Regions from separate parts of the Mus musculus genome. Here region 1 is linked to region 2. A link is a contact called in ENCODE Hi-C or POLR2A ChIA-PET data. All regions are on one chromosome and are shown on one strand. Each heading gives the region's core, a stretch centred on a gene start or an enhancer-like site at or near the end of the contact. The rest is flanking DNA. Distances are from core to core; before and after follow the strand shown. Region 1 holds the start of Aacs (acetoacetyl-CoA synthetase). Region 2 holds the start of Ubc (ubiquitin C).

Region 1 (4,978 bases), core at 1,622-4,121, 86 kb after region 2:
CTGACTCCCTCAGCGATGGACTGTGACCCAAAAGTGCAAATGGAATGGTCTGTTTCCTCCCCAAGTTGCCTTCTGTTTATTACAGCAACCTAGAACAACACAGCACCAACTCACGGGGGGGGGGGCACTTGACAGCTCTCCTCCATGCCCACATCCACTGACTGGAACTGCCTGTCTCCAAATCACTACCATCTTTTGTAAGAGCCTCCATCTCCACGTCTTGAATACTTGCCGTGTGTCCGGAGGCTCATACATTGGAAGCTTAATCCCCAGTGTCACCTGGTAGGAGGCGAGGCCAGGTGTGCAGGTCCTGAGGGCTCCTCTACCTGTGTGAGCAGATTAGTGCTGGTTCTTAAGAGGCGGCAGGCTTCAGTTCTGTATTTGCTTTCTTCCTCCCTTCATGGCCCAGGTTCTCTTGCCCTACTGCTTCCCTCACGAACTGGGGAAAAGCAGGAAGACCCACACCAGAGGAACCGTCTAGAATTTTTTTTTTTACACCCCAGTTCTAGACCCATAAGAAATCACCCCTAGCCGGATGGATGGTGGTGGTTCATGCCTATAATTCTAGCACTTGGGAGGCAGAGGCAGGCGGATTTCTGAGTTCAAGGTCAGCCTGGTCTACAGAGTGAGTTCTAGGACAGCCAGGGCTACATAGAGAAATCCTGTCTCAAAAAACAGAACAGAAAGAAGAGAAAAAGACATCAACTTTTGGGCTGGGAAGATGGCTAGATAGGCTAATGGCTGCTGTGCATGAGGGAGGACCTGAATTTGGTCCCCAGAGCCTGTGTGAAAACAGCCAGGTGCAGTGGCACACATGTGTAATCCCCGCACTGGAGAGGGGAGGAAGAGACAGGTGGATCTCTGAAGCTCATTGGTCAACCACCCTAATCTACTCAGTGAGCTCTGAACTGGTGAGAGAGTCTGTCTTAAATAAAAATGGAGAGGCTGGGGAGATAGCTCAGCGGTTAAGAGCACTGGCTGCTCTTCCATCCAGAAGATCCAGGACTCATTCCCAGCATTCCCATGGTGGCTCACAACCATCTATAACTCCAGATATATCCAAAATCCTCTTCTGATCTCCATGGGCACTAGGAATGCCAATGCTACACAAACATATATTCAGGCAAAGCACCTATACACATAAAACAAACAAACAAACAAACAAACACCCCCAACAAAACAAAACAATGAGGGAGCCTGGCATGGTGGTAGCACACAGTTTTAATCCCAGCACTTGGAAGGCAGAAGCACACAGATCTCTGTGAGTTCAAGGCCAGCCTGGTCTACAGAGTGAATTTCAGGCTAGTGAAGATACATAGGAAGGCCCTGTCTCACAAAAGAAAAACCAACCAATCCCAAAAAACCAACCAACCAAACAAAAACCATCACCACCACCACCAACAACAAAAAATGAAGTGGGTGTCAACTGAGGAATGACACCCATGATTGACTTCTGACATGATTGACTTCTCAACTCCAAACACACCAACGCAAGCGTGGGCCCCCCCACCCCCATGCACACACATGCATATGTGCACACACACACAAAGAGAGAAAGAAAATTAACTTGTTTTCAGTTATTTTAGACACTGGGTAGACAGCAAAGTACCAAATGGACTGACAAGACTATTAGCATCCAGAAGGTTCTCATCATAGTAGGATCTGAGCATGCGTTCTCTCTGTAGGAACCTTCTGATGCTCTCCCCCAGATTCAAAGCCAGCATCTCTGATGTTCCCCCAGGACGAACTTAAGCTGCTACCGTTTCGTTCACTGACTTTGCTACTCCAGGGCTATAGTACCAAAGACCTGGGCCTTTTCAAAGACCTGGGCCTTTTCAGTTAGTTGAACGTGCACACCCCACAGGACACAGTATTCTTGCTTGGGGGGCCCTGGACACTGACTCCTCTCTTTGTTCGGAAACCTGCAAGATTTCCTAAAGCTCCCTTCTGTCACCTGCAAGCCACTGTGAGCAACATGGAGTCACATCCCTAGCCCTCTCTTTTCTTTTAGTTTTAACACATGGCTTTTTAAAGTTTGCCCGGACTAGTCTTTTTCTTTTCTTTTCTTTTCTTTCTTTTTTTTTGGTTTTTCGAGACAGGGTTTCTCTGCTGGCCTCGAACTCAGAAATCCACCTGCCTCTGCCTCCCAAGTGCTGGGATTAAAGAAAGGTGTGCGCCACCACGCCCGGCGCCCCGGCTAGTCTTGAACTCACTCTGTTACAAGAATAATCTTAAAGCCCAGACGCCTCTCCCACCTCTACCTCCCAAGTATTCCGATTACAGGGTTTTGCTTTGAGGTCCATGCTGGAGTGGAACTTACTGTCATCCTCCTGTCTTAGTCTTTAAAGTGCTGGGTTTCAGGCTTGCCCCAGAATGTCCTGTGCTTAACGCTTTTATTTTCAGTCTTGACGATAGACTTGAGGTCTCACTCACTCAGTATCTTATGTTACATTATATACCCCATGTATCCCTGCTACAGCATCCCTGTGAGTGAGCACACGCGACACGGACACGCATTTTAGAGGTCTTCTGCACGCGTTTTAGGCTTAAGACATCTCCGCAGCTAAAGTGAGTGTTGGAGGAGCAACTTAATTTGAATAAGTGAATGAATGAACGAACGAACGAGGGCAATAAGTAAACAGAGCAACACCCGGTAAGTTGTGCAATAAGTGAGGGCGTGGAACATGCTTATCGCGCCTGCGCAGGCGAGGCACTCTTTTTGGCAGCAAGCGCACCTTTTGCAGGCGCGGCGCGGCGGAGGGTTACAGAAGAGGGCGTGGTCTCAAGAGGCGTGGCTTTCTGGAGGCGTGGCGAAGGCTGCTGGGGGTGTGACCAGGCCGGATGTCCCACAGGCCGCGCCGGCGCTGGTTCAGTCTCGCGCTGTGGTTCGTCGGCGCACCGCTGATCCGCTCCACGCCTTGCGCTCTCCGCTCTCAGCCAAAGCCCGGCAGCCCCGGCCACGCAGCTCCGCAACCATGTCCAAGCTGGCGCGGCTCGAGCGCGAGGAGATCATGGAGTGCCAGGTGATGTGGGAGCCTGACAGCAAGAAGGACACGCAGATGGACCGCTTCCGGGCGGCCGTGGGTACCGCCTGCGGCCTGGCGCTTGGTGAGTACGGGGCACGCGGCTAGTGCACCCCCCCCCGTCACGGGCCTTCCCGGAAGCTGTTCCCTCCAGGGAGGACCGCCCTAGGAAGGTCCCTGCTAGCTGTTGGGATAAGCCTCTGTTGGATGGATATCCGACCAGTGTTCCTGTCTTACAGTCGGGGAAGCCCCCTGCTTTGGGGGTACCCCTCTAGGGAGGTCCCTCCCTTTCCCTACTTAGGTACCTTGATGAATGGCACAGGGATTGGGGGATCCTCGTTGCCTTGGGGGTCCCCCTCTAGAGAGGTTCTCCTAGATGTTGCCGTGGGCCTCTGATGGATGGATGGCTAGTGTCCCTGTCTTTGGGTTGGGGGAGCCCCCTGGCTCTGGGCCCTCCTCTAGGAGGTGCTGGTCTTCTGATGATGTTTCCTTCACTGTTTTGGGAAGCATCACCGCCTGGCCTGTAGAGGCCCCCTTTCTGCAGGCGAGTCACCCTCTGGAAGTGGCAGACACCCTCTGGTTCCTCCGATCTTTTGCTAGGCTTGCCTGCTTGGGAAATGTCTCCTGAGGTCTTGACTTCCATTCGTTGGGGGCTTCCTTCGGGCCTTATCTGCAGTTCTTTTTGAGTTCACGGGTTTCATGTGACAGGCTCCCTCCATCTGCCTTTTGCTAGGGACCAGCTTGAAATTTCAGGTTCCTGAAAAGGTCAGAGTTCGTTCCTCCTCCTTCCTTTAAAGTTAATTAAGGTAGAGTCCTTTCTTACCCCAGCTCTAAACAGATCCTGCTTCCAGCCACCACCCTGGTCTGTGTGATTATGGGTGGGGCAGAGGCCCTTGGCAGGCGAGGTTCTTGTCCATATGCCGTTCCCAGGGATCCATGGGGCTTGCTTAGTCCCTCCACCTGCTCTGCCCCCCTTCTCAGGTGTTTGCCTGGGGTTTTCAGTTCGAGTTGGTTGGTTGATTGTCTTCTTCATTTTCACCTCCGTTACCCCTCTAATTGCAGGGATCCCCTTGTCTCCGTTGGCATCAATGTCTGTCTTGGCTCCCAGGATCTGTCTCCGGATCCTTCCTGAATCTTTTCTTTTTCCCACCCTGAGCACCAGCCCTCTGAGTCTTCTTCCTAGTGTCTCAGCAGCACTTGGCTGTCCTTCTCCCGCCCCCTATGCGTGGTGCACCCCCTTGCTGGCTGGAGGGTAATCTCCAAATGCAGGTCTTTTGTGTTGCTGGTCTTCCAGGCTGTCCACAGTCCCTTGTTGCTTATGCGCCTGCACCCCGCTGCTGGAGAGCCAGGAGATGGAGGTAGAGCTTCCACAGGGTTCTTTTTCTTCCCTAATAGGGCTCCGAACCTTCCCTCCCATCCCTCTCACCTGGAGACAGATGCTTGCCTGGCCACTTGCAGGGCTTGCAGGCTCTACTTGGTCAGTTCGTGGGTGTTAGATAGGAGAAGAACCTTAACCCAACTGGATCATTGTCGGGATTGCATCCACTTTCCACCCTCCATTTTCTGCCTGGACATTATCTGTTTCCTCTGCCAGTAGTGATGAAGTCCTGATCTGGCGCTCCTGTGGGGCTTGGTAGACCTGGCACTTCACCCCACCCACGGAGGGCAGCCCTTTGAAGTGGGCCAGAGCTTTCTCCTTAATAAGAGCAACTGTAGGGAGCTGTAACCTGACGCCCTGCTTGGACCTGGCTGCCTTGAGCTTCCTAGCTTTGTGATCCAATCCAACAAGTCCTCCAATCGCCTCAGGCTCTGGTTTCCTCATCTATAAAAATGAGCATTGTGAGAGGACCTAGTGTGCCTTAGGAGGCAGGCGTAGGCCTGAGAGTTGACCACTGGATACCGTCACTGGCTAGAGGTTTATTGAGTAACCCCTTACCCTTAATCTCCATCCTTCA
Region 2 (5,413 bases), core at 2,171-4,670:
TATGGTGTCACTGGGCTCGACCTCCAGGGTGATGGTCTTGCCTGTCAGGGTCTTCACAAAGATCTGCATCCCACCTCTGAGGCGAAGGACCAGGTGCAGGGTGGACTCTTTCTGGATGTTGTAGTCTGACAGGGTGCGGCCATCTTCCAGCTGCTTGCCTGCAAAGATCAGCCTCTGCTGGTCAGGGGGGATGCCCTCCTTGTCCTGGATCTTTGCCTTGACATTCTCTATGGTGTCACTGGGCTCGACCTCCAGGGTGATGGTCTTGCCTGTCAGGGTCTTCACAAAGATCTGCATGCCACCTCTGAGGCGAAGGACCAGGTGCAGGGTGGACTCTTTCTGGATGTTGTAGTCTGACAGGGTGCGGCCATCTTCCAGCTGCTTGCCTGCAAAGATCAGCCTCTGCTGGTCAGGGGGGATGCCCTCCTTGTCCTGGATCTTTGCCTTGACATTCTCTATGGTGTCACTGGGCTCGACCTCCAGGGTGATGGTCTTGCCTGTCAGGGTCTTCACAAAGATCTGCATCCCACCTCTGAGGCGAAGGACCAGGTGCAGGGTGGACTCTTTCTGGATGTTGTAGTCTGACAGGGTGCGGCCATCTTCCAGCTGCTTGCCTGCAAAGATCAGCCTCTGCTGGTCAGGGGGGATGCCCTCCTTGTCCTGGATCTTTGCCTTGACATTCTCAATGGTGTCACTGGGCTCGACCTCCAGGGTGATGGTTTTGCCTGTCAGGGTCTTCACAAAGATCTGCATCCCACCTCTGAGGCGAAGGACTAAGTGCAGGGTGGACTCTTTCTGGATGTTGTAGTCTGACAGGGTGCGGCCATCTTCCAGCTGCTTGCCTGCAAAGATCAGCCTCTGCTGGTCAGGGGGGATGCCCTCCTTGTCCTGGATCTTTGCCTTGACATTCTCAATGGTGTCACTGGGCTCGACCTCCAGGGTGATGGTCTTGCCTGTCAGGGTCTTCACAAAGATCTGCATGCCACCTCTGAGGCGAAGGACCAGGTGCAGGGTGGACTCTTTCTGGATGTTGTAGTCTGACAGGGTGCGGCCATCTTCCAGCTGCTTGCCTGCAAAGATCAGCCTCTGCTGGTCAGGGGGGATGCCCTCCTTGTCCTGGATCTTTGCCTTGACATTCTCTATGGTGTCACTGGGCTCGACCTCCAGGGTGATGGTCTTGCCTGTCAGGGTCTTCACAAAGATCTGCATCCCACCTCTGAGGCGAAGGACCAGGTGCAGGGTGGACTCTTTCTGGATGTTGTAGTCTGACAGGGTGCGGCCATCTTCCAGCTGCTTGCCTGCAAAGATCAGCCTCTGCTGGTCAGGGGGGATGCCCTCCTTGTCCTGGATCTTTGCCTTGACATTCTCTATGGTGTCACTGGGCTCGACCTCCAGGGTGATGGTCTTGCCTGTCAGGGTCTTCACAAAGATCTGCATGCCACCTCTGAGGCGAAGGACCAGGTGCAGGGTGGACTCTTTCTGGATGTTGTAGTCTGACAGGGTGCGGCCATCTTCCAGCTGCTTGCCTGCAAAGATCAGCCTCTGCTGGTCAGGGGGGATGCCCTCCTTGTCCTGGATCTTTGCCTTGACATTCTCAATGGTGTCACTGGGCTCGACCTCCAGGGTGATGGTCTTACCAGTTAAGGTTTTCACAAAGATCTGCATCGTCTGTCACAAAATATACAAAACAATTCACAGGTCAGGAATGACACAAATATTTGTGGGATGGCATCAACATTTGTCAACTGGATGCTATAAGTCTAAATAGCAAGGTCTATCTACACAGATTCTGTCTTGAATCCAATCCCCCCACCCCGAAAAACCATCAAGAAAATAAGATTGTTGACTAACAAAGTTAAGAAACCTCGGCATGGTGAGTCTTTTTGTATTACCAAATTTACAGGATGGAGACTTCAGTATACCAACAGCTGAAAGTCAATTTCTGTCTATTTGAACAGTTTGCAGAAAAGCCTGACCTCTGGGAGGTTATGAAACCACAGCAGTCCCGGATTCAGTTTCAGAATGGTAATATAGCAAGTTACTACTGCAAAACTAAGTCTGAGCCCATGCCTATCGCTGACCTCAGCACTGGGGACACTGAGGTGGGCAGATCTCTAACTGGAAGGTCAGCCAGAGACAGTGTAATCCTGCCTCAACTCTCCTTCCCCCAAAAGAACACCAAACTTTTGTCTGAACGATTAAAATTAGTCTGGAGTGGTGGTACTGGCCTTGGACCTCATCACATGGGGTGGTAGAGGCAGAGATTTTGACAGTTTAAAAAAAAACACCCTTGTCGCAGGACAATGGTGGTGCCTTTCGTCCCAACACTTGGGAGGCAGAGGCAGGAGGATTTCTGGGTTCGAGGCCAGCCTGATCTACAGAGTGAGATGCGGGACAGCCAGGACTACATAGAGAAACCGTCTCGAACCCCCCCCCCAAAAGTTTCAGTAGTCATAGTTGTACAGCGACATTCTTAAAACGAAACAGGACAAGAATGGCTCACATTTCCCCTCTGAATTTCCGGTTCCTGTTTACTCTGGAGAGGCTACCGGAGGCCGAGACCCAAACCCTGTCCTACAACCGAGGGAAAGCTAAAGTCAAGATAGTGACGTCACTATCCATTAGGAGGCCACGCAACCCGCGACGTCACAGGGGGCGGCAGGCCAGGCAGGCTGAACCGCCGCCCAACCCCCTTCCGGTCTCGATCGCACTTCCGTCTTTCAGCAAACGAACGGACGAACGCCGGGCCAATCGACCTCTCGGGCCAGCCCAATATCCACGGCTCTCACAGCAGAGGCTCCTACGGCGCGCAACCCTAATTCAGTCCCCACCCCACAGTCTCCGACGTCCCCGGCTTAACCGGAGGGCAGCGGCCTCGCGGGCCTTTTTCCTCCCCCAACCTCGTCCTGCGCGTCAGAGCCCCGCGTCTTCCCCCTCAGGCTTCCATCTGGCCGCCATCTTGCCGCCCAGTCCTCTGCCTCGGGGCAGCCGCGGTCCGCGCGGGCCACGGAAACCAAACGTCTGGGCCGCGGGGCTGCCTCTCGCCCCGTCTCGCCTCCAGCCTCCCGTCCCCGACCGGGTGCGGCGGCTTTCTCCTCACCAGCGGTGGTGGCGGCAGTCCTCACACAGCAGACGGAACTCGCAGTCTCCACGGAACTAGCTGCGGCACGCCCGGCGTCTCTTTATATAGTCACCGAAGCCCCGCCCCCCCCCTTCCGCGCGGTCCCTCCGCGGGCAATGCGGTCAGGGACTACTTTGTAACGCCGGGTCCAGTCTCGGCAGCGAAAGCGACAGGCTAAAACTATCAAGGTACCTCTCTCACGGAGTTGTTTCACGGTGGCGTCCAGAGATTGAGGGGCTTTGTGTGGGAGGGCAGGGCTGTGACCTCGGGCGACTCCGCGGAGGGATCAGCGCGCGTGAGACGATCGGCACGAAAACACGGCTGGGATCACTGAGGCCGGAGCGGGCCTTGGCGCAGGCGCCCTGCGGCTTCGCGGCCTGGCGCCCCTAGTCAGGCCACCACCCCCCACCCCCCCTGTTTTCTTTCCGCGCTAGGGGGACCCAGGGCTTTGGCTCCTGTCACACTGGGATCCCATTGGTGACCTCGCCTCCTCAATCCCCTCATCCCCGGCGGGTCACTATGCCCAGCCCTCACTGTTTTGGCACAGTGACAGGGTGGATGACTGTGCAAATCTCCTAACAAGGAAAATGACAAAGGGTTTTTAATAAATTTAAAAAAAAAAAATACGAAGGAGGGAATCTCTCCCCGATTTGGAAAAACGAATCTGAGTTTGTCAAGGAAAGCAGACAGTCTACACAGTTCTTGAAAACTGTTGGCATTAGATCTGAAGCCCAGCAGAACCTGATCTTTCCAGATTTTTCCTAAACCTTGTGTCCTTGGATTCGAGAAGGTTCTATGTTTTCTATGTGCTTGTCACTAAGTAAAGGTCAAAATTTCCAAATGTTGTTCATATTTGTTGTTCATATTCTGAGACTGAACCCACTGAAGCCCTGATTTTTAAATTTTTGTTGTTCAGATGGGGGTTTCTCTGTGTAGCCCTGCCTGTCCTGGAATATGCTATGTAGACCAGGCTGGTCTCAAGTTTATATAGGTCCTCCTGCCTCTGCCTCCCAAGTATGGTCTACAGATCAAGTTCCAGAATGGCCAGGGCTACACTTGACTTGAAAAACCAAAAACCAAACAAAAAACCCCCACAAAAACAAAAAAGCACAAATGTGCACGTGTAGTACAATGTTCAGATTACAGCAAGCATATATCCCACTTATACGAATCAAATTATTCAGGGTTTTTTTTGTTTTGTTTTGTTTTGTTTTTTTTTTTTTGGTTTTTTGAGACAGGGTTTCTCTGTGTAGCCCTGACTGTCCTGGAACTCACTTTGTAGACCAGGCTGGCCCCGAACTCAGAAATCCACCTGCCTCTGCCTCCAAAGTGCTGGGATTAAAGGCCTGCGCCACCACTGCCCAGCTCAGGTTTTTGAAATGTAAGGCCTAAGACCTTAGAAGGTAAGAATTGAATCCCTGATGGGGAGAGATGGCTCCCCAGTAGGAACAGGTCTTTTTCCAGAGTACATGAATTCAATACCCAGCAACCCTGTCAGGCAGCTAGCTTGTGACTCCAGCTTCAGGAGGGTCCAATGTCCCTAGGGACACTTTCACATACATGTGGCACACACTTAGATGGACACACACTATTAAATGCCTTTAATCTCAGCATTTTTTGAGTTTTTTTGAGACAGGGTTCCTATATGTAGCCCTGGCTGCCCTGGGACTCATGACATAGATCAGGCTGGGTTCTAACTTGCAGTTGATACTCCTGCCTCTACCACCCAGACGCTGAGAATTCAGGCCTGTCTGGCTCCCTGGTTTAGGAATTCATAAACATTCAAGATCAGAGGTATTGTTCAAAATATACTTTAACTGCAGGTGTTGTTCAGAATAGACTTAATTTTCTGTGATTTTTTTCCATGAATCGAGGTCATATGCCACTATAAAATTAAAATGTCATTCTCCGGGTTTCTGGGAAGCCACAGTGATTTCTGAGGCAGAGTTCTGGGCAGGTCAGTTCTTTCTAGAATTCAGACAGAAGTTTGAGGAAGGGAAGAAAACACTGAAGTTGGTTCTAAAGTGATTCTGGCTTCCGGCCACACCATGCTATATTTGGCTGTCGCTTTGCTTCAGCCTCGTGATTCCTGGTTCTTGGCTGAGTCACCAGCTTTGTGGCATCAGGTTTTTTTCCAGAGTCTAGAAGATTCAGAGCCAGGCAGCCTTGATTTTAGAAGTAGGGGTGGGGGTAGGGGCGAGGAAGAAGCAAAGCTTGAGCCCTGGACCTGGCCAAGGTGAGCTTGAAAGGAAGAGATCCTCAAGGCTCTGGGGTAAGGAAGAAAGTACCTAG

Evidence for each region. Hi-C counts contacts between places; a loop is a spot of excess contacts on that map. ChIA-PET counts read pairs that join two places held with the same protein, here RNA polymerase II (POLR2A).
Region 1: POLR2A ChIA-PET joins it to region 2 with 18 read pairs in Patski. The contact joins the promoter of Aacs here to the promoter of Ubc in region 2. A Hi-C loop is called at or near these places in 12 of 37 maps with a recorded cell type or tissue (Patski, adrenal gland, gastrocnemius and 3 more). POLR2A ChIA-PET finds 5 or more read pairs at or near these places in 4 of 5 experiments (Patski and embryonic stem cell).

The regions. Positions count from the first base shown.
Region 1 is chr5:125,473,002-125,477,979 of GRCm38, forward strand. Aacs (acetoacetyl-CoA synthetase) reads left to right here and starts at 2,872. Exons shown (of 18, transcript NM_030210.2): 1 at 2,872-3,108. The coding sequence starts at 2,976.
Region 2 is chr5:125,386,597-125,392,009 of GRCm38, forward strand. Ubc (ubiquitin C) reads right to left here and starts at 3,421. Exons shown (of 2, transcript NM_019639.4): 1 at 3,314-3,421; 2 at 1-1,668. The coding sequence starts at 1,665.